2 separate regions of the Mus musculus genome follow, and region 1 is linked to region 2. Evidence: chromatin loops called from intact Hi-C (ENCODE). Cell type or tissue: heart. All regions are shown on one strand. Links, peaks and the distances in the headings refer to the core of each region. The heading gives the core; the rest is flanking DNA. Region 1 holds the start of Eif4g3 (eukaryotic translation initiation factor 4 gamma, 3). Region 2 holds the start of Ddost (dolichyl-di-phosphooligosaccharide-protein glycotransferase).

Evidence for each region. A loop is a pair of places that touch in the nucleus more often than their neighbours do. Peaks named below come from ENCODE experiments on the same cell type or tissue, not always from the same donor. Only the 100,000 strongest peaks of a DNase experiment are listed, where the experiment ranks them.
Region 1: it touches region 2 in a loop (2.1-fold over the local background); 2 of 42 quality-filtered maps call a loop at or near these places.

The regions. Positions count from the first base shown.
Region 1 is chr4:137,982,996-137,998,692 of GRCm38, reverse strand. Eif4g3 (eukaryotic translation initiation factor 4 gamma, 3) reads right to left here and starts at 5,237. Exons shown (of 35, transcript NM_172703.3): 1 at 5,066-5,237; 2 at 4,549-4,711. In heart, for the core only: a CTCF peak has its summit at 8,090 (motif pointing left); DNase peaks (open chromatin) are centred at 4,352 and 5,262; H3K4me3 peaks cover 1,816 bases; H3K27ac peaks cover 2,133 bases.
Region 2 is chr4:138,292,851-138,308,228 of GRCm38, reverse strand. It overlaps Kif17 (kinesin family member 17), which reads right to left. Exons shown (of 15, transcript NM_010623.4): 12 at 14,259-14,517; 13 at 11,967-12,034; 14 at 9,903-10,023; 15 at 6,256-6,980. The coding sequence ends at 6,802. It overlaps Ddost (dolichyl-di-phosphooligosaccharide-protein glycotransferase), which reads right to left and starts at 3,491. Exons shown (of 11, transcript NM_007838.3): 1 at 3,191-3,491; 2 at 2,964-3,074. The coding sequence starts at 3,350. In heart, for the core only: no CTCF peak of the experiment used is centred there; DNase peaks (open chromatin) are centred at 1,038, 3,568, 4,328 and 6,748; H3K4me3 peaks cover 2,876 bases; H3K27ac peaks cover 1,863 bases.

The sequences.
Region 1 (15,697 bases), core at 4,264-12,263, 310 kb after region 2:
GATGCGCTCTAACTCGGCACCTGGGAAGGCTCTCCCTCTTCATCCCCCTTTTTGCTATCTCCCTTTCTCCCTCGTATAAGGATCTGCCTTCAAACATTTGTTTGATTTGGCTTGGTTTGAGACACGGTCTCATAGTGTAGCCTGACTCCAGATCTGCCTGCTTCTGCCTCCGAGCACTCAAGATTTGACAATTTCTTGAGGGAGTGGCTTAAGAGAGCTGAGCTGCTGGCCAAGCACAACAGCCTCAGAATGCCAGCTGCTAGCTATAATGGTACTCTGCTGGAGGCCTTGCTGACTCTGGGACAAGCAGAGACCCGAGCTAAATCCATCAGAGGACCTCCATGTTCTTAGGCTCAGTGAGGGGAAGACAGCCTACTTGTCTAGCAGTATGCTGTTGTGAACTACTTCAAACCCTAGACACCATGGCTGTGTTCTACAGTACTTGGCATGGCTTCTCTCAAATGCAGCAGAGTTCTGACTTCCTCCCAGGCCCACACACATCCAGCCAAGTAAGAAGGCCACCACCGGCCACTAGTCTGCTCACACACCACCTTTCACAGGCACAGGAGACCCTGGAAATGTAACTAACTTCCCTGCATATCAGTACCCTTGTCTGTGAAACAGACAACACCTACCTTATTAGAGGCCTTGGAAAACTTAAATAGAATCCTGCATGTATGACATCTAGCAGCAGATACTGAAAATGAATATTATCCAGATCTAGTTATCAGAGAGGGAAATAAAAAAAAAGAGAGTGAAAATTACACACTTCACCACTTCAGACCAGCTTAATGTCCATGGAAGAGAAGATTTAAAAAGGAAAAAAAAAGGGGGGTGGGACAACAGGAGTATTGCAAAGATAGAAAGAACACTCTTTTTTTTTTTCTTTTTTTTTTTTTTTTTTTTTTTTTGAGACAGGGTTTCTCTGTGTAGCCCTGGCTGTCCTGGAACTCACTCTGTAGACCAGGCTGGTCTCGAACTCAGAAATCCGCCTGTCGGGCTGGTGAGATGGCTCAGTGGGTAAGAGCACCCGACTGCTCTTCCGAAGGTCCGGAGTTCAAATCCCAGCAACCACATGGTGGCTCACAACCATCTGTAACAAGATCTGACGCCCTCTTCTGGAGTGTCTGAGGACAGCTACAGTGTACTTACATATAATAAATAAATAAATCTTAAAAAAAAAAAAAAAAAAGAAATCCGCCTGTCTCTGCCTCCCAAGGGCTGGGATTAAAGGTGTGCGCCACCACCGCCTGGCTGAAAGAACACTCTTGACAAAGGAGCCAGAGACACAAGTCCTCTTCTGGTTGACACAGGTCTCTAGTTCTGTTTCTAAAAAGAACCTACTCTGTCTCACTGGCTTTTACTGGTTGCCCCCAAACAGTAAGATGATTCACCAGAAATGTGTCAGTAGCCCTGAATCACACCCTGTTAGGAATACTGTATTCCTAACATATGGGAAAAACTTTCTGCTCAAATGGGCACATAACTCTAGTTTATTCATCCAGAATTTTCTGTAAGGTGGGCAGCAGTCTCAATATAAAGATATGGGATGTTAATGGGGAACCCAGGAACCCTCTGAAAAACTTCAGCATGACAGTTTTTTATGAAAACGTCAGTTATTTTGTCAGCCAGAGAAAGGATGACCACTGTCAATATTCTCAACAGAGTCACCTCAACCTCAACGGGGAAGCTGAGCCAAGCACACCGCAAGACAAATATTCTCAAGCTGTGACTTCACCAAGCACAAGTTTCCAGCGGGTTTGTTAAGAAACTCTCAGCATACTCTCCTTGCGTTTACAACTGTTCATGTTAGCTTTCTGTCTCCTTCCAGGCCTGCCATCCCATCTCCCCCTCAGCTAGAGACCAGCCATTGACTATTTCCAATCAGTGTGGCCATTTCTCCTTCAAGTGGCTGGGGGGAGGGGGGGGGGAAGGTTGTCCTGCAGTGCAAATCTGATGCCTGCTTCCAGCTTCAAGTTTACATGCAATTCCTGTGTTTTCAACACACCTTGCATTTCGACGAACACGTGAACACTCAGTACGAATGAAGGACACCTGGCCATGCAACGCCTTCCAACACATTTTCTAATACACTGCTTAAGCTAACTAATTTGCAGCAACTGTACCCACACACACCCTGTAAGGCAGTGGAGTTAAGCCATGGGAAGAGCCAACGCCAGCTCTGTGCTCTAACTCCAAGTGCTTCAACGGCACTGACTTACTGCACGCAGGTGTCTGCATAAAACCCAAATTCCCACATGCCCTGCAGTTTGAAAAGCAGAGTTGCTCTACTGGGTTTCTGACCTCTTCCAGTACCAGGTGACAACATTTTCCCGCTGCTGCGTTCTGAGCCGGCCGTAGCCCACGCTTCCTTTACTATCTCGATAGATGCTTATTTAGCTGTGCGATCTTGCCGGAGTAAAGCAGGAATTGTAGAATACATCAAGTATAAAATGTCAGCCGCCATGACATGGGGCAAAATAGAACCTCCAAGCAGCACGGCTGGCTCCAAGGTTGCCATGAAGGGTTTAGAATAATCTTCTCTGCAGAGAACACCTTATTCCTTCCTGTTTCCCAACTGCATCTTCCTTCTATTTTAAAGAAAAGATAAAAATCTAACTGGAGGTCCAACCACGACTTCCAAGTTGTAACCAGCTTCAAGTTTTTCCAGTCCTTCAGCTGTGAGCTCTAAGGAGCAAAAGCATACTTGGGATACTCAGCACCCCCGCTCTGTATCCAATGAAGCCACCAACTTCACCAAGCGCTGTCACGTACAACACTATGATCCCTTACTTGCTGGTCTGTCTGTCTGTCCAGAACACACAGTGTGCAATCCCTCTGGTTAACTCCCTAACAGCTTAAAGAGGCAGGTAAGGAACAACTCACTTGGTCCGGAGACAGAAACCTACCAACACAGACAGACCATCAAGAAAAACAACCCTAAAATTAGAACGGAATTCGAAGCAAGTATGAAAGTGAAGCTAGGTAGACTGAAGCGACCCAATTCTACCCCGAAGCAGGCTGAACGGCCGACCTGCTCCTTCACAGGCCAATAGCTGCGCATGTGGGTCAGAAGCAACTGGGTTCTCCATGAACACGCAACATTCTCAGCCGCGAGCAAGCGAGAAACTGAACAGAACTGGGCAGGGTCAGAACATTATGAAATCACTCCACACATAGCACTGGAGCACTAAGATGTGGACTAACAATATGTAAAGAACACAGAAAGAACGCTGGACAGAAAACAAACAATGACCTGAGGTGACCCAAGAAGGGGAAGTGTTTTTCCCTTCTCAAAGTAATTGATACAGACAAGAATCAAACTACACAGAAATGACTAGCCCCAACACCACTTACAAGTCAAACACAAGAACCACACAGCACTGGGAACATCCAAAAATCATTTGTCCATTTTTCACAAGTCCAAGGATGGGGGGTGGGGGCGGGGGAGATGATGAAATGTTATTCTCAGATAGGTAACAACACCTCTGCTTGCCCATCGATGGTAACGCACACCTTTAATCCCAGCATTCAGGAGGCAGAGGCAGGCGGATCTCTTGAGTTCAAGGGCAGCTTGGTCTACAGAGCAAGTTCTAGGGCAGCCAGGGCTACACAGAGAAACCCAGTGGGGATCCAAAGGAGTATCACCTTCCTTTACTCCATAGGAGCTGTGAATTCGACGTTTTATTCTGACTTAAATACCAGGTACCAAGATTTTTCAATCAAAGCTGCCCCAACTTCTATACCATGAAATTAAGACACATTCAAAACTAAGACCCTTCCTTGGGAGCCCTGGTACCCTCCAGACACCACCCTACGGAGCAGCAAACTTACTAAAGCCCTTTAAAAAAGATATACAGCGTTAACACCAGTCTTAGAAGAAGTGAGACTTCTGGGGGTACTGGGTAATGTGAGTTAACTTCCTCTTCCTTTAGAAAGGTCAAAGACAGGGAAGCGCCCAGTGTAACATTTCCTCCTTAGCCGGCTCCACCACAAGCCACAACACAACTCTAATTGCTTAAAAAAATAAAATACGATAAAATAAAATAAAACAAAACACTAGCGGGGGGGGGTGCTTTTTGTACACTTGCAGTAAAGACTGAAGACCCAACTTACCTCAGGAATGAGCTGATTCGTTTCCAACAGAAAATTTAGCAATAAACTTTGCTATGAATCCTAAATAATAATTAGAGAGGCTACCGAGCCCCGCAGAAGGCAGGGCCTCCCAACAGTCAGAAAAGCCTTGCCCGCAGGGCTGGTCCTAGGCACCAGCAAATTCTGCCCAAGAAAGGGGAGGGAGCAGCCAAGGGCAGGGTTCCCCCCAGATCCACAAGAGCTGCAGAGGCACGGCCCGGTGGAGCTAGTAGTGTTCACGGTACCGCAGAGGGTCCCGGGGTCCCCAGCAATGCTGTCACCGGTGCACCCCAAAAGCTCGGGTCAAGCCGGGAGCAGAGCGGCTGCCCGTCCCTTTTCTGGCCGGGCTATGACGGCAGGCAAGGAGGTTCCCACCGAGGGTCGCTCTGGACCGCCGGAAGGTGAAAAGGATACTGTTGGGGCGCCGGGGTCTGGAGGGCCCTGATGTTCGGGTGAGGAGGGGCCGCCGCTGCCGCTACTGCCGCCGCCGCCGCCGCTGCCGCCGGATGAGGAGGCGGTACCGCCGCCGCCGCCGCCGCTCCGGTGCCGGGTCCGGTTCCTGCTGCAGCCGCTGAGCCTGATTTCAGAGCCGGTTTCTGCGGTAAACTCATGGCAAAGCGAAGCCACCAACCCCCCCAGAGCGGGACCGGGCGCGCCGGGGTGCAGGGGCCGGGGGCAGCGGAGGGGCGGGATGGGGGCAGACCCGGGGAGGCGGCGGGAGCGGGGGGCCGGGGGGAGGCTGGGAGGAGGAGGAGGAGGGGGCCGGGACCGGTCACACACGCCCTCCGCCGCCGCCGCCTCCGCCGCCGCCGCCGCGGGCAGCAGCAGCCGCCCCGCGGGCCAGCACCACCGGCTGCCGGTCTCCGTGACAACGCGACCCCGGGGAGGGGGGGGCCGGACCCGGCAGGGGCAGGAGGCGGAGAGACCGGACCTTTCACGGCAATATCCTCATGGGCCGGCGGCGGGGGGTCTCTGTCCCCCTCCCCGGGGGAAGCGGCGCCCTTCTCGGTAGCGGGGCTCGGGCGATGCGGACGGATTTTCTTCACTCAACGAGCAGAGCATCCAACATGGCGCTGCGGCCGCCTCCAGCAGTCCGGCAGGACGGCCGCTCGGAGCTTTTCGGCCCTTTTCGGAAGGACTCGGCAGACCGAGGGTGGCAAGCTCTCTCGGCTATTTCCGGAGACCGCGAGCGGCCGGGCTTCTTCGGGAGCGCTCGGGAGCGCCTTCGGCCGCTGTTCGGGAACGCCGCAGGAGCTGACACTCTTTCTCGGGAAAGATCGGTGATCCGGGACGGCTGAGGATCTCCGCGGCGCGGTGCGGAGCTGAGGGAGAGACCGAAGGGCACGTCTGTAGGGAGAGAGCTCAGCCTCGAAGAACAATAGTAACGGCACCCGAGGCCGCGGTCCGTCGAGACCTGCCAAGCAAGCGTCGAGAGGCGGCGGAGCGGAAAAACCGAGGCGCTGCGGAGGGAACCGCTAAGCCAGAGCACAAACCGACAGTTAGGAACCCGCCCGCCTCAAGGACTTATTAACATAACAGATGCCACTCGCCGGCCCTTGACGTCGCCAGCCATGGGCATTATGTCGACACGTCGTCCTCAGATGCCCAAAGTGCGAAATGGAACGAGGAGCCCCATTTTGCAGAGGAGGCCCCGGAGAAGAAAAGTGACTGCCCCAAGGTCGCCTGGCTGGGAAGGGATGGAGCGGATTCAGAAACGGGATCCCACCTTCTCTAGGATGAACCTTACCCTTCTAGGATGCAAAATGGCCTGCCTTGCCAGAAACTGACCCTAAGCTCTGTAGAGTGGATATCTTCCCACAGTCTTCCCCAAGACTGGAGGGGCCTTTGACTACAACCTGTAGTCGGCTGCCCATCTTCTTTTGCTTGGCTAACTCCTGTGGATAAGGTCTCCTCCCCCCACATCCATTCACACTTTGCACACCACACCTGCGCCCCTCAATAGAGGCATTGTCCCCAGGACACAGTAACATTGACAGAAAAGGAGTCGCAGACACCTCCGAACTGTGCAGATATGGAGTACTGCATTAGCTCATATAATCCCAAGAAATAGGTAAATACCTATTCTTACAAATGAAGACTCTGGGGTCCAAAGAAGTTTAGCTATCATCTACACTATTAAAAAAAAATTTTTTTTGAGGCAGCTCAAAGCTGACAGGAGACTTTGCCAAGGTCACATGACCAACGTGGACAGAGGTAAAATTAGTGTCCTGTGTCCTGTGTGCTTGAGTTGCAAACGTTAGGACCCAAGTGCAGACTCCAGAATTCACTCAGGAAAAGTCTGGTGTGCGAGAGGTGTATACAGTCCCAGCATTGAGGTGAAGACCAACAGTTCCCTGAGGCTCACTGGTCACAGCCCACTCCATCTGATGAGTTCCAGGCCAGTGAGAGACCCTGTCTCCAGAATAAAAGGTGACAGCACCAGAAGAAGACACCTGAGGTTGTCCCCTGGTCGCCATACACATGAACATACAAACAAGATTAGTGTCCTGACTCCTGCTACATTGGTGGGTTTCAGAGTTGGGGTGGTCGTTGGTTTCTCTGGGTTTGTTGGCTTGCTTGCTTCTTTTTGAGAGAGTCTTAAGTAGCTCAGGCTAGCCTCATCTCTCCACGTGCCTGAGGATAACCTTGAACTCCTGCTTGTCTTGCCTCTACCCTCCAAGTACTAGAATTATAGGCACTCACCACCGGGCCCTTAAAAAAAAAAAAAAAAAAAAAGCTTTACATGTAGTGGGTGACAACCCCTGGGAGCCCCAGATGTTCTCTGTAGGCTAAAAGCTAGGTGGCAGGCTCCCCCATTGCCTCATTGCCTCTAGCTACCTGAGCCTCCACTGCATTAGAAGGAAAGCCGCCTTCCATCTCTTGACCAGGCACAACAGCTACTTCCTACTCTGGCATCCTCCACCATATGAAAATTTGTTATACCAGGTTACTTAAGTGTGGATTTTCCACTCCTCTTCAGGCTTGACTAACTCCAGGAAAGACTCCCAAGTGGTCCTTTCTCGGCCCCTGGAGTCTCATTTCAGATTCTGAGAACCTGAGTCTCGGGCATCTTTATCCCAATCAAAATCTGTTCCCAGCAGAAAGATCCGACTTCCCCGTTTACTCTCCGCTGATAACAGATTGATAATTGCCTAATTGTTATTCTTTTCTGAGCTAGCTTCCTTTTTTATCTTAATAATAGCTACAAGCATCATGCAATTAGTATGTGCCGGGGGGCCTTTGCTAAACATTTTGCGAGCATTATCAACCTCAAACAGGACAGATCCTGGGCAAAATAATGTTAAAGTCTAGATAAGATTCTGACCTCAGGCAATCAAGCAGGAGGAGCTGGGAGAACAGAGTCAAAGAGACAGGCTCTCTCCATTCACCCAAAAGCACGACCTTAGGGCCAGGGCTGTAGATCAGCAGTTGAACAATTATCCTCTGTTCACTCCTTGCAAAGCTGACCCTGCAGTCACGGTTGAGTGCTCACCTACACTTGTATTTGAGTACAGAAATCCGACCCTTCTAGACACACCCACATCCTACAGAGCAGCAAACACTAAACACCTACTATGTGTAGACACCTTTCATAGGTTAACTCATCCCCCCTGACAGCACTGGAAAATTCGTGGTACACCTCATTCACCCACAAAGAACTTAAGACTCAAGGACATCCAAAGGCAATCTGTATGACATCTAAGAGGAAGGCCTGGGCTTCGAACCCAAGGACCTTTCAGACACCTTGCCCTCAGCATAGCAACCCTATCATCAAACATAGACACTGGCAAGAAAATCTGATCTGGGGCTGAAGAGAAGGCTCACAGGTTATGAATACTGGCTGCTCTCCCAGAGGACCCCTGTTCAATTCCCAGTCCACGGGGCAGCTCACGCCTTTGAAACTCCAGTTCCAAGGGATATGATGCCCTCTCCTGGCCTCCTTGGGAACTAGACACGTACATGCACAGATAATAGGTAAAACACCCTTATACATAAAAACATTTAAATATCTGATTTCAGCACCTTGTCCACTAAGCTCTCCATGATGGTGTCAAAACAGCTTAATAGGTGAAAGCCCCTGCTGTCAGGCCTGATGGCCTAAGACTCCCCAGGCCCCACTCGTGGAATGAAGGTAGCAGAAGCAGGCCAGTGTGTGTGGTGAGAGCTTAGTTGCCAAGAGATTAAAGTGGCTACTAAGGTTAAAAGAAGAGCCCCAGAGCTGGGCCACAGTGATGCATGCCTTTAATTCCAGCAGAGACAGGCAGATCTCTGTGAATTTGAGATCACCCTGGTCCATATAGTGAGTTCCAGGACAGCCAGAGCTAAAACAGAGAAACCCTGTCTCAAAAAGGAAGAAAGAAAGGAAAAAAAAAAAGAGCCTGGTTTATTAAAGGATCTTGGATTTAGGCTAAATCTTGAAGGCATTTGGTAGTAGAAGGAGGAATTCACAGTATTCAATTCATGAAAGGCTCTTATTTTTATTAAATAGTGGGGAAGGAGGAGTTATGTGTTTATGAATGCTGATACCCACGGAGACCAGAAGAAGAGACCAACTCCCCTGGTGCTGGAGTTAACAGGCTTTCGTGAAGCCACCTTACCTTAGTGCTGGGAATTGAACTCAGGGCTTCTGAGTTCATAAGCTGTACACACTCTCTACCACGGAGCAGTCTCTCCAGCCCCTAGAGAACATTTTTAATCTCCGTGAGCCTAAGTTTTCCTCCTCTGTGAAACCCGCTCCACCTCCTGGGGTTTGGGGAATAACAGGGAACACTTACCCAGGGATTCCCTGGCACACAGTAATTTTTTTTGGTACACTTTACCCATTATGATTCATTTCTGCAGAGACATTTCATTGCCCTTTAAAAATCCCTCTGATGTGGCAAGCACTCAGATGGGCTATGAAATTTGAATGACTTAATTGTAAATTGCCAGAGGATTTTATGTTACCCCACAGGAATCCAGACAACCCAAGGCCTCACCACATAGAGAGCAGGGCCAGAATATCCTAGAACACGCACAGCGCATGCCCATGAGGAGTGCGGTCGCTTTGGGCGGCTGTCTGCTATACCCAGAGCCCACAGCAACCTGTGGCAAAAACCTGAATTCCCTATGAGCTGAAAGTACACTCATGGATACTCTCAGGGCATTGCTACATTGCTGCTGGAGTAAGTGTGAACTGGTACTGGGCTCAGAGGGCCCTTACATTTCTTTTTGCTTTTTTCTCTTCCTCCTCCTCCTCTTCCTCCCCTCCTCTTCCTCCCTTCCTCTTCCTTCTCCTCTTCCTCCTCCTCCTCTTCTTCCTCCTCTTCCTCCTCCTCTCCTTCCTCCTCCTCCTCCTCCTCCTTTTTTGATGCAGGCTCTCCCTGTGTTATCCAGGCTTCCCCTCTAACTCCTGTACCCCAGCAATTCTTCTGTCTCAACCTTGTAAGTAAATGGGACCAAAGCCCCCTCCCCACACGTCCCGCCCGTACGTTCTAGAAGCCTTCCTTCTTTCCTTCCTCTTCTTTCCTGCTCTCCTCCCCAGTGTTGTGGTAAACCCAGGACCTCATGCATAGAAGGCAAACTACCAGGGACCTACAACACCAGCTCTGATTAATTTCCCCCTCCCATCCATTTTTGGTTTTTGAAACAGAGTCTCATTCTGTGAGCCCAGGCTGGCCAATTCCTTTCTTTAGCCCAGGCTGACCTCTAACTCAAGATCATCCTCCTGTGCTGGGATCACAGGGCACAGCCAATACACATGGTTCCTTCTTCTATTGATGTAATTTGTTCTGTTGGTGGCTTCTGTTGTTGTTAGTTTGTTTGTTCGTTTGTTTTGGAGATGGTATTACTATGAGACAGGCTACAAATTGACAGTTCTCAAGCTTCAGCTCCTAAATGTTGCAATTATGAGAGAGAGAGAGAGAGAGAGAGAGAGAGAGAGAGAGTGTGTGTGTGTGTGTGTACAAGTAAAAGCCACTATGTCCATGGAGGCCGGAGGTCAACATCAGGTATCTTCTATTGCTCTCTACTTATTTTTTGAGACAGGGTCTTTCACTGAACTTGGAGCTTACCATTTCAAAAGGCCAGCAGGCCAACAATCCCCCAGCTCTGCCTGTCTCCACCCCATCCCCCACCACTGTCCAGGACCATTCAATGAATGCAGATAAGATCCAGAGTCAGGCTCTTATGCCCACACCGTACTTTCCTTTCACTTATTGGTCCCCACAGCGCCTTCATTCCTCCTTGCCCCTCCCCCAGCTGGGTCTTACCGAGTAGCCCAGGCTGGCCTCAGACTCCAGAGAGCTGGGGCTCACAGGTTCACCCATCATCCCTGGCTCCAGTCTGACTTTTTTATTTCCAAAGAGGACTAGCCTCTTTTCTCTCTCTCTCTCTCTCTCTCTCTCTCTCTCTCTCTCTCTCTCTCCCTCTCTCTCTCTCTCTCTCTCTCTCAGATTTATTTATTTATTTATTTATTTATTTCATGTATGTGTATACACTGTGGCTGTCTTCAGATGTCTTCTGGTGAAGAGGGCATTGGATCCTATTACAGATGGTTGTGAATTCCCATATGGTTTCTGGGAATTGAACTCAGAACCTCTGGAAGAGCAGTCAGTGCTCTTAACCACCAAGCCATCTCTCCAGCCCTAGTCTGACTGTTTTGAGACAGGGTCTCACTATGTCACCCTGGCTGTCCTGGAACTCACCATGAAGACCAGGCTGGACTTGAAATCAGACATCTACCTGCCTCTCTCTGCCTTCTGAGTGTTGGAATTGAAGATGTGAGCTACCACATCCAGCCCCAGTCTCATTTTATTTATTTATTTACTTACTTACTTGTTTGTTTGTTTGTTTGTTTACTTATTTATTTTGTTATTGTTATTTTGGGGACAGGGTTTCTCTGTGTGGCCCTGGCTGTTCTCAAATTTGATCTGCAAAAACAGGCTGGCCTCTGCTGGGCAGTGGTGGCACATGCCTTTAATCCCAAGACTTGGGAGGCAGAGGCAGGCGAATTTCTGAGTTTGAGGGCAGCCTGCTCTACAGAGTGAGTTCCAGGACAGCCAGGGCTACACAGAGAAACCATGTCTCGAAAAAACAAACAAACAAAAAACCCTATATAAAACAAAGGAAAATTTAAAATTATTTTATGTGAACACATATGTGCCTGAATGTATGTGTATGCATCAAATGCATACAGAAACCTGTGGCGATTGGAAGGGAATGTTGATTCCTCTAGAACTGCAGTTATAGATGGTTGTGAGCCACCATGTGGGCGCTGAGAACTGAACCTGGATCCTCTATCCTCTGCAAGAGCATCAAGTGCTCTTCATAGTTGAGCCATCTCTCCAGCCCTCTCCTCTCCCCTGGGACTTCTTCCTTTCTTCCTTCCCTCCCTTCCTCCCTCTTTCCCTCCTTTCTTTTCTTTCTTTCTTTCTTTCTTTCTTTCTTTCTTTCTTTCTTTCTTTCTTTCTTTCTTTCTTTCTTTCTTTCTTTCTTCCTTCCTTTCCTTCCTTCCTTCCTTCCTTCCTTCCTTCCTTCCTTCCTTCCTTCCTTCCTTCCTTCTTTCTTTGGAGACAGGGTTTCACTGTGCAGCCCTGGCTGTCCTGGACTCTCTTGGTTGTGTGTGCCACCACTGCCTGGCATGATTTCATAATTAAAGCCCGTGGGGCTTGGTTCGTGGAGTCTTGATGATATAATCTTTTAAAAAACAAAGCCCTTCTGAAAGTACATTGGGGGCTGGAGAGATGGCTCAACGGTTAAGAGCACTGACTGCTCTTCCAGAGGTCCTGAGTTCAAATCCCAGCAACCACCTGGTGGCTCACAACCATCCGTACTGAGATCTGACGCCCTCTTCTGGTGTTTCTGAAGACAGCGACAGTGTACTTACATATAACAATAAATAAATCTTAAAAAAAAAAAGTACATTGGTACTGGAACTATATGGTCGTTTGTTTGTTTGTTTGTTTTACTGGAAGAGCTGGCTTTTTGGCATAAAACCCAGCCATGTTAATGCCAAGAACACCATCTCTATTAGCCACAGAGGTTATGTGGTTATGTCATGAAATTCATCTCTTCGATACATGCCAGCCTTTGCCAAGAGCATGCTCAGTGTGAGCCATGATGGCCCAAGATCTAAGTCCGAAAGTATAGAGATGGGAGCCCAAAGGAAAGAAAAGCCACCAGCACCTGGGAGCCAGAGGTAGGAGGATCAGGAGGTCAGGGTGGGCCTCAGGTGTTCATGGTGGTCCAGGCCAGCCACGTGACACTCTGCCTCATACAACAAGAGGAAACAAAGCTAGATATAGGCACACACTCTTGTAATTCCAGCCCTTGGGAAGTGGGAGCAAGAAATTCAGCTGTTCAAGGTCCTCCTGGGCTACACAGTGAACTGAGGATATAGCCTGGGCAAGAGACCCTGCCCCCAAAACCAGAGAACTGGGGGGGGGGGCGGTTCAGCAGACGGAGCACTCGCTGCACAAGTATGAGACTAAAGTTCGAATCCAGGTAGAAGCTGGGTGGATCTGGCTGCCTAGAGAAGCCAACCCAGTGAGGCAGCCTGCCTCAGTAAATTAGAGCATGATTGTATACACACACACACACACACACACACACACACACACACACACACACACCACATACACACACACACACACACACACACACACACACACCACACACACACACACACCACACACACACACACACCACACACACACACATACACACACACCACACACACCACACACACACACACACACACACACACCACACACACACACACCACACACACACACACACACATACACACACACACACACACCACACACACACCACACACACACACACACACACACCACACACACACACACCACACACACACACACACATACACACACACACACACACACACACATACACACACACACACACACACACATACACACACACACACACACCACACACACACACACACACACCACACACACACACACCACACACACACACACACACATACACACACACACACACACACACATACACACACACACACACATACACACACACACACACCACACACACACACACACCACACACACACACACACACACACATACACACACACACACACACATACACATACACACACACACACACACACACACACCACACACACACACCACACACACACACACACACACACACACACACCACACACACACACACACCACACACACACACCACACACACACACCACACACACACACACACACACACACACACCACACACACACACACACACACACCACACACACACCACACACACACACCACACACACACACCACACACACACACCACAGAGTAGGGGGACAAAGACATTGAGATTGAGGTCTGATGTTCTTCCAGAGACAGAAGGGCTGCAAGTTTGAGACCAGAGTGAACTGGGAGGAGTGGGGAGAGATGCAAACTTGCCTTCTAAAGTTGTCGTGGATAAGAGACAAAACATCACAGACACCACTTGCCCCAAGACCGTCAACATCCCGCTACAGAGTCCATGGTTGAAAGTAACAGATGAGCCCATTTTCTTCTTCCTTGTCTGGCAAGTCACTCGGCATGTTCTGATGGCAGTGGCTGCACCAGAGGACAGGGTGACCTGTGGCCTTGCTGGCTCCTGGCTTCCTCCCTTGCCCCACCTTCATCCCGGTGAAAGGTCTTCTCTGACTGGCACATCCCAGCTGGAATCTGGAAACCCTGAGTGGTCCAGCCTTCCTGTACCTTTTTTTTTTTTTTAAGATTTATTTATTATTATATCTAAGTAAACTGTAGCTAGCTATCTTCAGATGCACCAGAAGAGGGTGTCAGGTCCCATTACAGATGGTTGTGAGCCACCATGTGATTGCTGGGATTTGAACTCAGGACCTTCGGAAGAGCAGTCAGTGCTCTTACCATTGAGCCATCTCATCAGCTCCCTCCTTTGCCTTTTAAAGAATATGAGGCCATTTAAATATCCTGCCAAACTGGATGCCTTATAGGAAGACCCTGGATTCAGAGCTGCCTGTGTCTAGTGACGGCAGGAGGAAGCTGGATTTCCAGATGCCCACAGCTGGTGCCAGGCTCCAGGCAGGCTCCAGTGATCCGATCTTCGTGGGAGCTGGCTTGGCACGCAGGAACTTCCTGACACCGGGAAAGAGGCGGGGGAGGGGCAATTGCTATGCTCTGTCTTTGGACATCAGCGGCAGAATTAGTTGTACAGATGAATGCCTTTTGGTCTCCCCAAATCAGCGACTTCCTTCCTCTCTCTCTTCTTTTTTCCCCTCCACCCTCACTGCAGGCTTCTTCTCCTAAGAAAGTACCCGGTGCTAGGCGCTCAGTATGGATGCCACCTAAGTAATACTGCAGAGAGTCAGTCCAAGTTCCTTAGCTGAACGCTGTGGCCCTGCCATGTCTGCCTCCTCATTTAGTTTTTAAAGATTTATTTATTTATTTATTTATTTATTTATTTATTTATTTATTTATTTATTTATTTATTTGGTTTTTCGAGACAGGGTTTCTCTATAGCCCTGGCTGTCCTGGGACTCACTTTGTAGACCAGGCTGGCCTTGAACTCAGAAATCCACCTGCCTCTGCCTCCCATATGAGTACACTGTCTCTTAGTCACAACAGAAGAGGGCATTGGATCCCATTGAGCAACCACATGGTTGCTGGGAATTGAACTCAGGACCTCTGCAAGAGCAGTCACTGCTCTTAACCACTGAGCCATCTCTCTAACCCCCTGGCTCCTCGTTCTTACGCTTCTCCGCCCACACTCTGAACATCCCCTCCTCTCCCCCCAAGACTTTCCATCCATTCTCTTCTCCCTTCCATACTCTCCTATTCTGGGAGTACTCATGAGCTTATATCTAACCTTCAACACCCAAGTCAGAGCCAGTACAGTGGCTCACACCTGCAGCCCCATTACTGGAAGGGTAAGGAAGGTTTGCTAAGACTCTCGGACCAGTTTGGACCACATAGCAAGTCCTAGGACAGCCAGGACTACATAGCAAGAACCGTTCAGGAAAAATAATTAAGAACCAAAACAAATTAATAACTTAAGTGTTGTCTTATGGAACAAATTTGGCTCAGACCCTCTTCTCCTTATTATTATTATTTTTTTTTTTTTGGTTTTTCGAGACAGGGTTTCTCTGTATAGCCCTGGCTGTCCTGGAACTCCCTTTGTAGACCAGGCTGGCCTCGAACTCAGAAATCCACCTACCTCTGCCTCCCGAGTGTTGGGATTAAAGGCGTGCGCCACCATGCCCGGCCCCTCTTCTCCTTTCTTAGCCAGGAGCAATTATTTCCACCCTTCTGCTTCTCCTGGTGGGCTAGGATAATATTTTCTTATGATTCTATTACATTGTATTTATTAATAAGGGGCTTATACAACTTGGTGCATGACACATAATAGGCACTCAATAACTCATATGTGTGTGTGCATATACATATATGCCAGTCTGAGACCTTGTTAGAGTAGGTGAGTCACTGTGGGCGTGGGCTATAAGCCTCATCCTAGCTGCCTGGAAGCCAGAATTCTGCTAGCAGCCTCCA
Region 2 (15,378 bases), core at 1-8,000:
CAGACACAGTCACTATAGGCACCCTGTCCCCCTCTGACACCTGCATGGAGGTAACAGACCCCCCCAGAGCAGCCAGAGCTCCCAAAATGAGAGGGTGGGTGAATCTACCACACCTGTTACATGGCACAAACCCACATGATCGAAGCAATGCCCTGGCACTCAGATGCAATTACCAAACGCGTCCTGGTCACATCTGTTGACGTGACAGCACACATTCCAAGCCACATCTATTCACTCAAAAACGCTCAACAGCCCCACCCACACTTCACAGTACTGCTGTTCAAATGCTCAGATGCGCCTTCGCCATCGCTGGCACCATGCCTGGGCCACCCTCCAGTAGTCTATCAATGTCGCTCCACCTAAGCTGTTTGAGGAAGTACCACAGAATACACAGACGACACTCACTTGATCGTAAGGCTCACTGGCCTAACACTAACGGCTTCCTTGTTCCCATTATCCACAGCACAACCATTCAGTGCTTTAAACATCACCCAAATGGCTTGCTGGCCCCCAGCATTTGACCGCTGAGGCTCTGTCCAGTTCACTTAGTGACTGACCACTGCTGCCACCAGCACCAGGTGTGGCTTGCTGAGCCCTAGGGTTCTCTCCACAGTGAGTCTGGTGTTTAACCTAAGTCCACTTCCTTGCTAAGTATTTCCTATGGGCTGGGAACAATGAAAGGGAAAATGAGGGAAGGGAGACACTGTGTTAGTGAGGAGAGCCATTGTCCAGTGACACATGCAAAGATGGAAGGGTTAGCCGGGCAGCAGCGTGGTGGAAGAGCACACAGGCAGAGTGAACAACGGCAGTGTCAAGTCTGCCAGGTAGGGTGAGCTACGGGGCTGGACAGGAGGCCAGGAGTGAGGTGAGGTAGCCAGTTATTGGAAGGCTGGGACTGGTGGAAGGCACTGGATGGAGCATTCTGAGCTGGAGAACAACATGACTTCCTTGGTCCCAAGGTGGAGCTGGGTACAGGTAGCATGTAGGTCAGAAGGCACTGTGCCAGGCTGTGAAAGCATCCTAAACCAGGAGTAGGTGCTGGGGCACCAGGGGAGGGGCTTTCCATGGGACCTAAAGGGAGACAGCAGGAGCCGGGGGTGGGGCTGGGGGGACTGGCACTTTAGACAGCTGGCAGAACCCACTCTTGTGTGAACTACAGAATACAAAGTAGCTGCCAGGGGAAACAAAAGGCCATCCGTGTTTAACTGAAGTAGAGAATGGCAGGGACATCTTACCCCAGACAGGGACAGCCTGGGCCAAAGATGAAACGGAAAAACTACCTAGCACATTCACCAAAAAAGCAAAAGAAACGGCCAGGGCTGGAGAGACGGCTCAGTGACTAAGCACGCAGGCTGCTCTTCCAGAGGACCAGGGTTCAATTCCCAGCACCCACACAGCAGCTCACAACTGTCTGCAATTCCAGTCCAAAGGGATCCACCACCCTCTTCTGGCCTCTGAAAGCATCAGGCATAAACATGGTGGGACATACATGCTGGCCAAATATCCATGCAAAACAAACAAACAAACACACACACACACACACACACATAAGAAATTGTCAGGCTGGACAGATGGCTCAGTGGTTAAGAGGACTGGCTGCTCTTCCAGAGGACCTGGTTTCAATTCCTAGCACGTCTGTAACTCCTGTTCCAGGAGATCCAACACCCTCACACAGACATACATGCATTCAAAACACCAATATATGTAAAGCAAAAACAACTAAGTTATATATTTTTTAAAGTGTTTAAAAAAGCAAAAAGAGCCAGGAGGTGGTGGCGCACGCCTTTAATCCCAGCACTTGGGAGGCAGAGGCAGGTGGATTTCTGAGTTCGAGGCCAGCCTGGTCTACAAAGTGAGTTCCAGGACAGCCAGGGCTATACAGAGGAACCCTGTCTTGAAAAAAAAAAAAAAATGAATGAATGAATGAAAAGAAAAGAAAAGAAAAGAAAAGAAAATTGCCAAAGGAACTGGAGATAGCTAGTTAGTGAAAATACATAGGAAGTGGCTAAAGCTATGGGAAGGGCAAGCATCTCAGCAAGATAAAAATATGAGACTCTCATGTCATCTATTCTCGGTTGGGGACACCAGACTCACAGGCCCAAGGGAGTTAAGAACACTTCTCCAAATATACACATGGAAGAGAGAGACAAAGTTCAGCTCAGTAGATCTTAACAGAAATGTCTAGTGGTGGACTCAACTGCCTTGTAAGACAGAAATAGTTAAGTGTAAGTTACAGATCTTCACTCCATTCAGTAGTCTCTGAGGGCTGGTGAGATGGCTTAGCAGGCAGCCACAGGTCGGTCACTGGGTTCAAGTCTCCAGTAAGGGCTGGGAATGACAAGCGGTGCCTATTACCCAAGCATCAGGAGGCAGAGACTGATCTGAGAGCTCACTGTCCAGCCTGCTTAGTCAAAATGGCAAGCTTCAGGTTCAGTGAGAGACCCTGGCTTAAGGGAGTGAGGAGTGTGACAGAGTAGGTGACCCGATTCTACACGTCCACAGAAGTGTGCACAACCTCACATACATGCATATTTCCCACCACCCCCAATACCAACTAGCCTTGTGTTGGTCAGCCAAAACACATCCATCAGGCCTTAAGGGTTGATGGGTATGTATCTATTTGTATTCTTATGACCTGCAGAATGACTTTTTACAGCAATCCATGTTAATAATGTGACAAATCTTTGTACACAAGCAAGTCAAATCAAGAGTTTCTTTATCAGGACCCTTGTTAGAGAAAACCCCCTTCTCCAGAAGCGAAATGTCTACGGGTGACATTTGGCACTCTATCCTTAGCTGTATCTTTTTGACGGATGAAATCTCCGAGGCCCAAGCTGCAATTAACATTTTCCTCTACTATACTTCGAAACTCACCCCAAGACCCAGAACATGCCCAGGAACAAGAAGACAGCCGTCTCCTGAGCCCCCCCAATCCCATTTCGAGGGGCGACGCGCGCCCTTACCTTCCACCGACGGGGAAAAGATGATAAGGTTGTCATAGAGGAACTCCCCGTACTTAATGAGGGACAAGCTGGGGTCATCTGCGGTCTTGAAGGTGAGCTCAAAGCCCCGGTCTGGAGGAAAGAAACCCGGAACCCGGTCAGGAGAGGAATCCCTGCTGCAGCCCTCGGAGGGGGCTGCCGTCTCCGCCCCAACCCGGGCCATTCCCTCGGCTCTGCTCGGCGCTCACCCTTCAGGCTGCGGAAGAACAGCGAGTGCGTGTCCCGCACGTTCAGGTTGTCCAGCAGCACGAGGGTGCGGGGGCCGCTGGCGCAGACGCAGCCGAGCACGGCCAGCAGCAGCCCGCAGAGGGGCCAGGCGCGGACGGCGAGGCGGGGATCCATCTTCATCTCCCAGCAGCCCAGGCCAGCACCTGGGCACCGGAAGCGTCCCTCGCGGCCGCCCAATGGCCGCTCGCAGCGGCGGAGTACCACTTGGAAGCGGTCCGGGTACTCCGTGGCCCCGCGGCCCACGCCGCTGCGGGGACGGACCAAGAAGCAGGGAACGCCACCGGAAGTGGCCCTCCGGAGGCCGAGTCTCTGTACCTTATTGGCGAAACGCACTTGAGGCTCCGCCTCCCCCATGGAAAAGGGCCAATCCAAGAGAGACAGCTCCGTAGCTGCTGCCAATCAACAAAGCCGGGCGCCCTTTGCCTCCGCCCAGGCTAGCTCCCGCCACATCTCTCAAACTCTCCTCTAGCGTCTCCAGATTTTCCGTTTCCTAGGCAGCCGCCCCTTTTCCCCCAGGACGCAGTTGTCATTACCAGGACCAGATAGGGGTGAATTCCTCGCCTGTCGCTAGTCTAACGGGCTCGGAAGCAGGCCCTTATCTCTTGAGAGCAATGAGGTGGGGAAATAGGCTCTGGCCAGGCCCGAAACAGGGTGGATGGCCAAGGAGAAGGTTAGTGATCAAAAGGCTCTTCACAACCAGGATTGGTGGCTCGTGCTTTTAATTTCAGCACTCGAGTGGGAGGCAGAGGCAGATCTTTGTGACTTCGAGGCCAGCCTGGTCCACATAGTGAGTCCAGGCCTGCTGGGGTCACATATTGAGAGCTGGTATAATGCGGCGGGAGGGAGCAACTTGGCTGGCCGGCCAAGGTGATCCCCTGAACAATCAAGCCACGCGACAGACCTAGTGTAAAGACGATTTATCGTCGGTGGAAGGGAAGGGGACTTGGGACGGGGTAGAGACCGAAAAGGGGAACAGAGAATGGTAGAGAAGAGGCCAGCTGAGAACATCTGGGGGGAGAGAGGAGAGAATAGGAGATAGGGAGAGAGGCAGGTTAGCCGAGAGGAGTCCTTACACGCCTGGCTCGCACCTGGCTGGCGGCTACCCAAGCTGCTGCGTGGTGCCTAGCGGAATTGTCTATAAGCCAACATGGGGTGCCAGCAAGATGGTTCAGCTGATAAAGGTGCTTGTTTGCCACCAAGACTGACGTCGTGAGTTCAATCCCTGGGCCCCAGACGGTGGAAGGAGAGAACGGCCTTCTGCAAGTTGTCTTCTGACACACACACACACACACCAACCCAAGATTCAGGACAGAAATAAAACGTAGAGGTCTAGGGATGTGTACTTCAGTGGGTAAGATGCATGCATTATCTAGATTGCAGGAAGGCCTGGGTTTGATGCCCAGTATCATAGAAAACTAGGCATGGCAGCTGGCAGCTGTAACCTCAGCACTCGAGATACAAACATCAGGATAATTAGTGCAAAGTTGTCCTCAGCTACATGCAAGTCCCAGGCCAGCTGGATGTGACCGTCTCCATATAATAATTATCGTTCCTAAACTTCTCTGAAGCCCAACCACACCACTCAGTGACACTGACTTTAGGGATGTGCCATTGTTAGGACACCCTTTCAAGGTACCCACCTACACCTCTCCCTATAGCTTCAACCGCCTCTGCTCTCTGCTCTGAGTACTGCCAACCTTCGCACACACCCTTGAGTTGCCCATCTGCACCTGTTGCCCTTTCAGCTCCCTCCACAGGTGCCCGCCCTCCCCAGGACTCCCACCTGAGATCTGTATCTTTGCTTTTCCATGGTGGTGGGTGGGGCTTTATTCCCTCAGAAACCTGAGCAACCTCCCCTGACTGGTGCTACTGCAGTGGCCTTTGGTAGTCTGACCCTGTACCCTGGCTGCTTCAGTGAAAACTCCTTGGCCCAAGAGTAAGTAAGGCCTACCAAAGTCTCTGGTATAAGGAGGAGGGCAGAGTAGCTCAGTACAGAGCTAGCACATACTCTAACCCTTCACAGAATACCACGAAGTGGGTGCAGCTCTCGTTTATCGAGGTGGTGAGGAACTGTCAGCTCCCTTGACTGTGGGCCCACCGAGGTCATGCTGGAATACAGAGGGGAGGGCTGTCATGGCAACCTGGATTCATTTCTGGCTATGTCAGGACACAGTTCCAGTTCGGGTCCCTGAAGCCTGGCAGGACAGCAGTAACCACACCTGCTGCACAAACCTGAGCTCAATCCCCGGAAGCCACCGTGGATGGAGAGAAGCCATCCTGGAAGCTGGCCTCTCTCCTCTCCGTCCAAGCATCACGACACATGTCCCCAACTTAGGCACACACAATAAAGGGGGGGAGTGTGCTTGGGTGGTTTGGGGAGGTACTTGGTGGCTGGAGACACTTGCTGCCAAGCCTAATGACATAGATTCAATCCCTGGGGCCACATGGCAGAGGGAAGAAACTGACTTCCACAGGTCACCATCCAACCTCCACATGCATACCATAGCACATGTGCCCCCATAAAAAATATTTATATACACACACACACACGTGCGTACATATACATACACACACACGTGTACATATACATATACACACACACATATATATACACATACACACACGTGTACATATACACACACACACACACACATATATATATATATATATATATACACACACACACACGTGCATACATATACATACACACACACAGAAGCTGGAGAGAGAGCTCGATTGGCAGAGTCCTTGAGAAAAGATACCTGAGGTTGCCTTCTGATCTACACACATGCACACATACACATGAATACATACATACATACATACATACATACATACATACATACATGGACACAAATACACACACTACAAACCAGGCCATTTCTGCCTCAGCAAGGCATGGTTCTGCTTGTATAGTCACTTGTGCTGGTGACAGAACCTCTAGAGCTGCTGCAAGCAGTGACCCAGTCTCTCTACAGGATGGCAGGGCAGGCCCCAGGAAGCATCAGAGGGTTGGGAAAGGGCGCTTATTCCAAAAGGCAGTTTATTGGGCAGCTTTCTGTAAATCACCTTCTCTGGACTGCTGTCCAGCCAAGGGTAGGCTAGGCACAGCAGCTGTCTCCAGGTCCACTGTGTGTCACAGGTTCCCTTGGAAGGGGCCAATCACAGAGGCCCAAATCTTAAGTCACCAAGATGTTGAGTTTTGTCCGTGTGGTTGGCAGCTTCTGTGCTCTGTATGAGAATGCCTGGGGAGATCGGTGGGCATCTGAGCCCGTGGAGGTAGACCCACACTGGCTAGTGTAGGCTCAGTGGCAGGCAAGTCAGTAGGGACATTGGCTCCTGTGAATAGCTGGAGCAGGCCTCTCTCTGAGAAGTGTAGTCCAACTTCCACAAAGCTCAGGCCCTGGGCCAAAGGGAGTTCTCTAGGGAATAGGGAAGGGAACGTGTCTTCCCAGGGCTAAGATCCCCTTGGGCTTGGGGACACTGTGGAGTAGGAGAGAAGAGGCCTGGTTGGGGCTTTGCAGAGAGGACTCGGAAGTTTCTTGAAAGCAGATAGCAGCAGGCAGCTGGATCACAGAGGCTCACCACCGAAGCTGTTTTTGCTTTTTTTACGCTTGGCTTTGGAGAAGGGGATGTCAAGGGACTCTAGGCGGAAGGGCCGGGGCTGGGGCATTTCCGGGGTCTGGGTGGGCGGCAAGGCAGAGTTGTTGCTCAGAGAGGAATTTAGCCCCGGTGGTGAGTTGTGATATGCTATGGAGAAGAAGCAGAGGGCACCAGTGAGCAGGGACAGCACCACACGTGGAAAGCAGAGGGTCTGACAGTACCTGCCTGCCTGAGGCCCTTGCTCTGCAGCTAGGACCCCTCTAAGGATGCTCTGCTGGGATCTCAGACTTAGACATAGTGTCACTTCTGAGTCCAAAGGGTAGGGAATTGTAGGCTGGTTTCTAGTTGAGCTGAGGTCTGAACCCTGGAGGTGATAATTCACCTTCATGACCCAGTAGGAGTTCCCTCATGCTCCTGGAACTCTGGCCCCTGCCTAAGTTACCATCCCCCCATCCCCCACAAGAGAAGCATGGTCAGTAGCCACGTAGGCAATGGCCCAAGCTTCTGACCTTCAGGCTAAACTCCTCCCCAGTTACCTAGCAATAGTAAAGACCATAAAAAGGGCTGTTCAGCCCCACCTCGCTCTCTTACTTCTCGCTCTCTTGTCTCCCTCTTACTCCTCACTCTCTCCCCCTCTCTCCTCTCCCTTTGTCTTCTCTCCTCTCTTTCTCTGTCTTCTCCTCTCCTCTTTCCCTCTTACTCTCTCTCTCTCTCCCCTCTCTCTCTCTCCCCCTCCCTCCCTCCCTCTCTTTCTACCTTCTCTCTCGCTCCCTGCATTTTTATAATAAAGCTCTTAAACCACAGAGAGTCTCTGCTCCATCAAGATCCACTGCGCACTCTGGTCAGTGTTGGGAACCTCTTCCCTCATCCCTCTCTCCAATAACCCTGGTGGCTTTAGCAAGGTAGCTCCGGGGTCCCCAGGTAGGGCTGCCCCTGGCCACCCCCTGAAGAGTGGGATAAAGGAATGCCCACCCAGGGATGAGTGGAAGGTAGTTAGCAGCCCCCCCACACCTGACTGACCAGAGAATAGGTGGAACTCTGGCAGGGTGTGGGCCTTTTCCCTGCCCCCCTCTTCCCCAGCCCCCCCCCTTATTTTGTTCCCAACAGTGAATTGGAGATTTAAAGTCTCTAACTGAGGCTTCAGCCTGGTACCTAAGGCAGAGAAGCCTGCGCACAAAGAACAGTCCAGCATCTCCTACCAGTGTCAGCTCTTAAGCCTCAGTTTCCTCATCTGTTACGTGGGCACAGTGGCAGCCCCTCAGTGACTTCACTGGCCTTTCCTCTTCTACCCAACTTCACTCACTCTGTCTCTGGTTTCAGTTTAGAATGTTTAAAAAATTTAGCATCAGTTTTATAAAGATTTACTTTTTATGATATAGATATTTTGCCTGAATGTATGTCTGTGTACTATGTGTGCACTGTGCCTACAGAGACCAGATTAGGGCATCAGATCCCCTGGAACAGAAGTTACAGAGGGCTGTAAGATGCCATAGTGCTGAGCCGTCCCTCCAGCCCTAAGGTTTGCTTCTAATGAATATTTTACCAGAAGCCCCATGGGTTCTGTTTTTCCAAAATTCTGTTACATTCATCCATGTGTTTGTTCCACAATGCCTGTAAGTGGTTAGAGAGCAACCTGTGGGGATCAGCTCTCTTTCTTTCTCCACATGGGGCCTGGGGAATCAAACTCGGGTGCTTAGACTTGGTGGCAAGCACCTTTATGCCGTAAGCCATTCCACCAGCCTCTGTTTTTAGTTTTAAGAGAAGAGTGAAGTTATTTTCCAATTCTTGGAACTGTTTTGCTCCCTTGGCATAGTCTCCTTTGGGGAAAGCTACCATAACAGTTTCTGAGGAAGCCTGACATGCGTACCCCCATGCAAGGGCCTGTTCATGTGTCCAAGACCCTCTCTTTGAGCAGACAGGAGACTCTGTACTGAGGTTAATTTTTAGAAACTTTAGATTTGTTGTGTGTGTATGAGTGTTTTTGTCTGCACGTATGTGTGTAAACAACATGTGTGCAATGTCCAAGGAGGTCATAAGAGGACACTGGATCCCCTGGAACAGGAGTGATGGATGGTGGTGAGCCACTATGTAGGCGCTGGGACCTGAACCTGGGTCCTCTTAACCACTTAACCACTGAGCCAACTCTCAGCCCCTGTGAAGGTTAATCTTATCAACTTGGTTGTATTAAGGACCATGCAACGAACATCTCTGGGTGTGTCTGGGTAGGTTCCAGAGTTGAGTAGTCTATGGGATACCTGCCCTCCTGAGGCCCTCACTCTGCAGCTGGGACCCCTCTAAGGATGCTCTGCTGGGATCTCAGACCTAGACCTAGTGTCGCTTTTGAGTCCAAAGGGATGACTCAGAAGTGATACTATCCTTCTTCATATTGCAAATGAAGAAGGGAGTAACACCGTGTAATAGGCTAGAGGCCTGGATGGATCAGAAAAGTAAAGTGGGGAAGCCCATATTAAAAGCTTACTGGTTTCCATGGTTACCATGGTGGCCACCATGATGTGAGCAACTAAGCAGGTCCCCACTGCTATGGTCCTCCCCCTTGGTCTCTCACACAAAGGAGAAGCTGTAGGACCAAATCGATCTCTCAATCTTCTCCTTTAGAGACAGGCTCTCACATAACTGGCCTCAAACTCTCTCTGTAGCCAAAAGTGACCTTGAACTTCTCAGCCCCTTGCTTCCACTCCCCAAGGGCTGGGGTTACAGGCAAGCAGCATTGCAGCCTGTTTTATACAGTGCTGGGAATTAAACCCATGGCCTAGAGCACACCAGGCAAGCACTCTGCCAACTGAGCCACGTCCTGGCACTCCTTTAAGGAGCTTCTCTCAGATATTCATCGTAGCAGTAAACGGGGACCACAATGACCTATTATGTGGCCCCATTTCTCTGCTCTCCTCCTGTAATCCTGAGAAGTGGAGGCCATGCCCCTTACTTCATAACTGAGCAAGCTGAGGCTTACGTGGGGGAAGGTTTTCATGCCTGAATCCAAAATCATCCCCATGGCATATTTCCCAGCAGGTATGGAGGAGGAGAAGCCCCAGCGGGTAGGACACTCACTGAGGCTCTTCATGGGGTCCGTGCTGAGGATCTGGCTGGCCCGCTTGGAGCGGAAGTAGTTGCTAGCGATATTCTCACTGTCGCTTCGGCTGAGCATCAGCTTATACCTGTCTTCCTCCTGCTGAGATTTCAGAACCTCTTGAGGGACAGCCACGGTGGGCCGACCCTAGAGCTTGTGGGGATGGGTGGCACCATTTGGTGCTGGACATCTCTTGGGGTCACTCCCATGACTCCTGGGGTGAGGACCCAGGCAGCTTGGAGCAGGGAAGTCACCGCCTCCCCACCCCTTCCCTCCCTGAGATGAGAGGTATATGTGCCTTCCTCCAGCTTCACCAAAGGCAAGCGTGACAGAACTACACAGCCCCAATCCCTCCATGTACACACAATGCAAAAACAAAACAACAGCAAAAACTCCACTGCCAGCTATTTGTGGCCAATACTTCTTCCCTTTCTCTCCTGGGAAGAGGGAAGATCTCTTCTCTTCTCTTTTCTCTTTTCTCTCTTCTCTTCTCTTCTCTTCTCTTCTCTTCTCTTCTCTTCTCTTCTCTTCTCTTCTCTTCTCTTCTCTTCTCTTCTCCCCTCTCCCCTCTCCCCTCTCCCCTCTCCCCTCTCCCCTCTCCCCTCTCCCCTCTCCCCTCTCCCCTCTCCCCTCCTCTCCCCTCCTCTCCCCTCCTCTCCTCTCCTCTCCTCTTCTCTTCTCTTTTGTTTTCTTTTTTTCCCCAAGACAGGGTTTCTCTGTATAGCCCTGGCTGTCCTGGAACTCACTCTGTAGACCAGGCTGGCCTCGAACTCAGAAATCTGCCTGCCTCTGCCTCCCAAGTGCTGGGATCAAAGGCGTGTGCCACCACTGCCCGGCTTGAAGATTCTTTTTCTTTTCTCTTCTTTTCTTTTCTTTTCTTTTCTTTTTTAATTATTATATGTAAGTACACTGTAGCTGTCCTCAGATACTCCAGAAGAGGGCATCAAATTTCGTTACAGATGGTTGTGAGCCACCATGTGGTTGCTGGGATTTGAACTCGGGACCTTTTGGAAGAGCAGTCGGCGCTCTTAACCACTGAGCCATCTTGCCAGCCCGAAGATTCTTTTTCAAACTGGCTCTCACGAGCTTGTTTTCCTCGGTCTGGATCTTTTACACCCGGTAGCTATTTCTTCCCATTCAGGTGGGACAGAAGTCCCAGGCACAGATGTAGGACCCAGGCTAGCACTAACCACTGAGCTACATCTTCCTGAATGTTGGAAGTGGTCCAAGAGTAGGCATGCGACTAGGCAGAGCCGATCTCAGTTCTCAACCTCCCTAAAGCTGGGGCCCTTTGATACAGTTCCTCATGTTGTGGTGACCCCCCCAAAACTAAATTATTTTTATTGCTACTCTGTCCTGTAATTTTGCTACTGTTGTGAATAATAATGTAAATATCAATATGCAGGGTGTATCTGATATGCAACCCCTGTGAAAGGGTCACTCAAAGCCCAGAAGGGCCTCCATCTCGTAGGTTAAGAACCACTGGCTGTGTAGCTGCAAGTCGCCATAACCAGGCCTTGGGAAGAAAGCCTGAAGCTGGCTAGCTCAAGGGCAAAGATCCAGGGCAAAGCGCGACACAGAGCCCGGATGGAGGCCCTAGATCCAGCCATGCCTGAACCCCATTCATCTGTGTGGATCAGCGAGGTCTCCATTTTGTGTTGATTGCATCTGTCACTTTGTTACTTGGAAGTAAGTGTGTTCTGATATCCCCTTGCCGAAGTCCCAGGCTAAAAGTGTTTTAAAGCTTTTTCTTTCTTAGGCAGTTAAGCCACTGAGATAAATGCAGCCTTAGGCCAGCCGGAGACACAGTAGGCAGTCACTGTGAACTGCTGTAGTGGGTGTTTGGTTGGAATAGACTCCCACTTTGTAATTTTGAATGCGGGACCTGAGGGTTCTGGTGCCTGACATAGTGGTGGAAACAGGTCCAGGCTCAGCTCCTGGCTTTTGTCCCCAGGCAAGATAAAGGCAGCCTGAGACTTCACTGACCCACTTTGTGGGCACCTCCACCCCCACCCCAACCTTCTATTCCAACCCTCCGGCCTTACCATGTGTGGCTCCCCACTGTCTACTGCAGAGGTTTTTCGAGCTGGCTTGTTCTGTGTCCCAGTTGGAACTGCTACGAGAAAACAGAAACTGAGAAACCAGAAGAAAGGTGCCTGAGGGGCAGCCCTGCCTGGGGCGGGGGCAGGCCTGGCTGGAGGCAGCAAACAAGGGACACTTCCCAGCCTAGCCAAGGGATGAGGACGAGAGGACTCAGCTAGAGGAAGGGATGCCACTGCTCCCTGCTGGACACCAGGTTAGGACTTGGGGGGAGATTGCTACTCATGAGAAACGGAGCTGGCTGGAGTTTTAGTCGGATGATTGGCATCTATGGCTACCCATCAATTCTGGGATGGAGGTATGAATGGACACGGATCAGAAAGAGGGCTGCAGGGTGCCATACAAGAAAGTGGAAGTACACACATGTACATGTACATGCACACACACACACACACACACACATACACACACACACACACACACATGTGCATGCACACACGCACACCCCTACCTCTGAAATGACCATAGTTATGTTTAGCTGGAAAACGATCCACAGAAAATCTGACTTTACTCTGAGATTCATCAGAATTGAATGGGTTCTTTGTCAGGCTCAGAGAAGGACAGTGGTCTTCATAAAAGTCACACAGGAAGTCAATGGCCAAAGCAGAGACTGAACCTTGACCTGCTGGTGTCTATGGTCCCGTCTAACTCAGGGCTCTGGCTGTGAAGCTGATCCTATAAGACTCCATTTCGTTTTTCTTTGCTTTGGTTTCATGGTTGTGGTGTTTGTTTGTTTGTTTGCTTGCTTGCTTTTTAATGTGCACCAGTGTTTTGTCTGCATGTTTATCCCTGGAACTGGAATTACAGATAGTTGTGGGTGCTAGGAATTGAACCTAGTTGGGGGGTTACCACAACATGAGGAACTGTGTGAAAGGGTCCCAGCTTTAGGAAGGTTGAGAACCACTGCCTTTAGCCATCCTTACACCAGAGCTTGTGGAAAGACTGAGACTGGCTCGGCCTGGTCACATGTCTACTCTTTTTTTTTTTTTTTAAGATTTATTTATTTATTATATGTAAATACATTGTAGCTGTCTTCAGACACTCCAGAAGAGGGAGTCAGATCTCGTTACGGATGGTTGTGAGCCACCATGTGGTTGCTGGGATTTGAACTCTGGACCTTTGGAAGAGCAGTCGGGTGCTCTAACCCACTGAGCCATCTCACAAGCCCACATGCCTACTCTTGAACCACTTCCAACATTCAGGAAGAGCAGCCAGTATTCTTAACTGCTGAGCCATCTCTCCAGCCTCTGTTTCATGTTTGTTTGTTTGTTTGTTTTATTTTTTTGAGGCAGGGTTTCTCTGTATATCCCTGGCTGTCCTGGAACTCACTTTGTAGACCAGGCTCTGTGTGTGTGTGTGTGTGTGTGTGTGTGTGTGTGTGTGTGTGTAGTATGTAAATGCCTGGTACCCACAAAGGCCAGAAGGCATCATATCCCATTAGAGCATGAGTTACTGGCAGTGTGAAATGTCAGATGTGGGTGCCAGGAACCAAACTCTGGTCCTCTGCAAGAGCAGCATGTACTCCTAACCACTGAGCCACCCTCCAGCCCTGCAGCATGTACTCCTAACCACTGAGCCACCCTCCAGCCCTGCAGCATGTACTCCTAACCACTGAGCCATCCTCCAGCCCCTGTTCTGCTTCAATCTAGAAGTAACGTCTTACATAAACCCAACTTTCTATGTAGCCAAGAATAACCGTGAACTTCCGATCCTCCTGCCTCCACCTCCCAAATACTGGGATGAGAGGCATGCATGACCGTGCCTTGTTTGGAGATCCAGTTTTAATCACGATCCTTTGTGGGACTATCAGCCGTGAGAGAACCAAGCACTCATTCTGTGCCAGGCAGCACTCTGAGGCGTTTACATGCCTGAGCACACTACAGGCCTCACAGCAGCTTTCAAGAAGGGGCGATCACTATCCTCAAGTCACAGACGTCACCGCCCCCCCCCCCCCCGCCACTCACACACACACACACTCACACACACTCACACACACACATACACACACACACACACACACACACACACACACACACACACACACACACACACACACGTCTGCCTCCAAAGCACAGTTCCTCAGGGCCCCTCAGGGACAGCACGTGGGTAGCACCCACCGCTTGCAGGAAGAGGCCAGGCTCTGTCCCTCCACAAGGTGGCCAGCTGCTGTCAAAGGGCAGGGGGGGGCGGGCAGGGGGGTGTCAGGGAGGGGAGGGCAGGGCAGCTGAGTTCCTGACCTACTGGGAGGCTGGTTTTCAGTATGATGGGATCTGGGATCTTCCAGAAGCCATTATCCTCATCCCAGCTCGACTCTCGCCTGATCTTCTCCAGGTTGCTATAGTTACAGTCTCTGCGGATGAGAGGCTGCACCTGCTCCAGGAGTTGCTGGAAGAGCATGGAGTCCCGCTCCTGCCGGCGGATGGTTGCCAGGTAATCAATCTTCTCCAGCTGGAACTCTGACTGCAGGTCCTTGATTTCTACCTCTGCTGCCCGGAGCTGAACCACGGAGAAGGGACAAGCGCTGAGTAGCTCCTCTCTGCCCACTTTGTCCCCAAAGTGCCCCCCCAGCACCCCCTCACCAATGGCTCCCCAGTTCACTCCATCCACACTGTGTCCAGCGTCCGGGCCTTGACCCGCCATGCACCACCCTCCCTTCCAGCATGTGATAAGCACTTCCTGTATATCCACAGTCCTTCGAAACCCCAGCCTTCAACCACACAGCCCTAGCCTCGGCCACCATGCCCTATTCAGACATTTCTCCTGGAGCAGCAGAAGAGACATACAGCAGGCACTGAATAAATGCTCGTGTGAAGAACAGAGGGTTGCCAGCTGTTAGCAAGGACTGCTGATGCCCAGCTGGTCCATGGAGCCAGGAACCTGAGCCAAACAGGGCCTCACCTGCCGCAGACCCTCTGGGTCCCTGGTCTGCGAGGAACGGGATTACTTAAGCAGATGGGCTAAGGAGTTGGATGAAATGACAATCAGACACACACAAGAAAGGTGTTGGATCTGAATGTAATGTTCTGGTTGAGCTTCAGACTTATATTACAACGAATTATCAGAAGATACAAATCACAAAAGACAAGATACACTGAAATTCACCAGTTACAGCAGAAAGGAATTTGCAGGAACTAATTAAATGTTTACATTAGGGATAACAAGCCCTGCCTAGGATCAGCCTAATGCCAGGCAAGAATTTCACACTTTTGGGTTAAAAGCATCAGGGGGTTGTTAACTCTTGACGGGCCTTAAGAGTAATGTGTTATCACGGAGCTCTAAATTTTTAGGTCTAGTAAAACTTATCCTGTCTGGAGAGTTCCCCCTTATCAGGGTAGTATATCAACTTATTCTTGACAT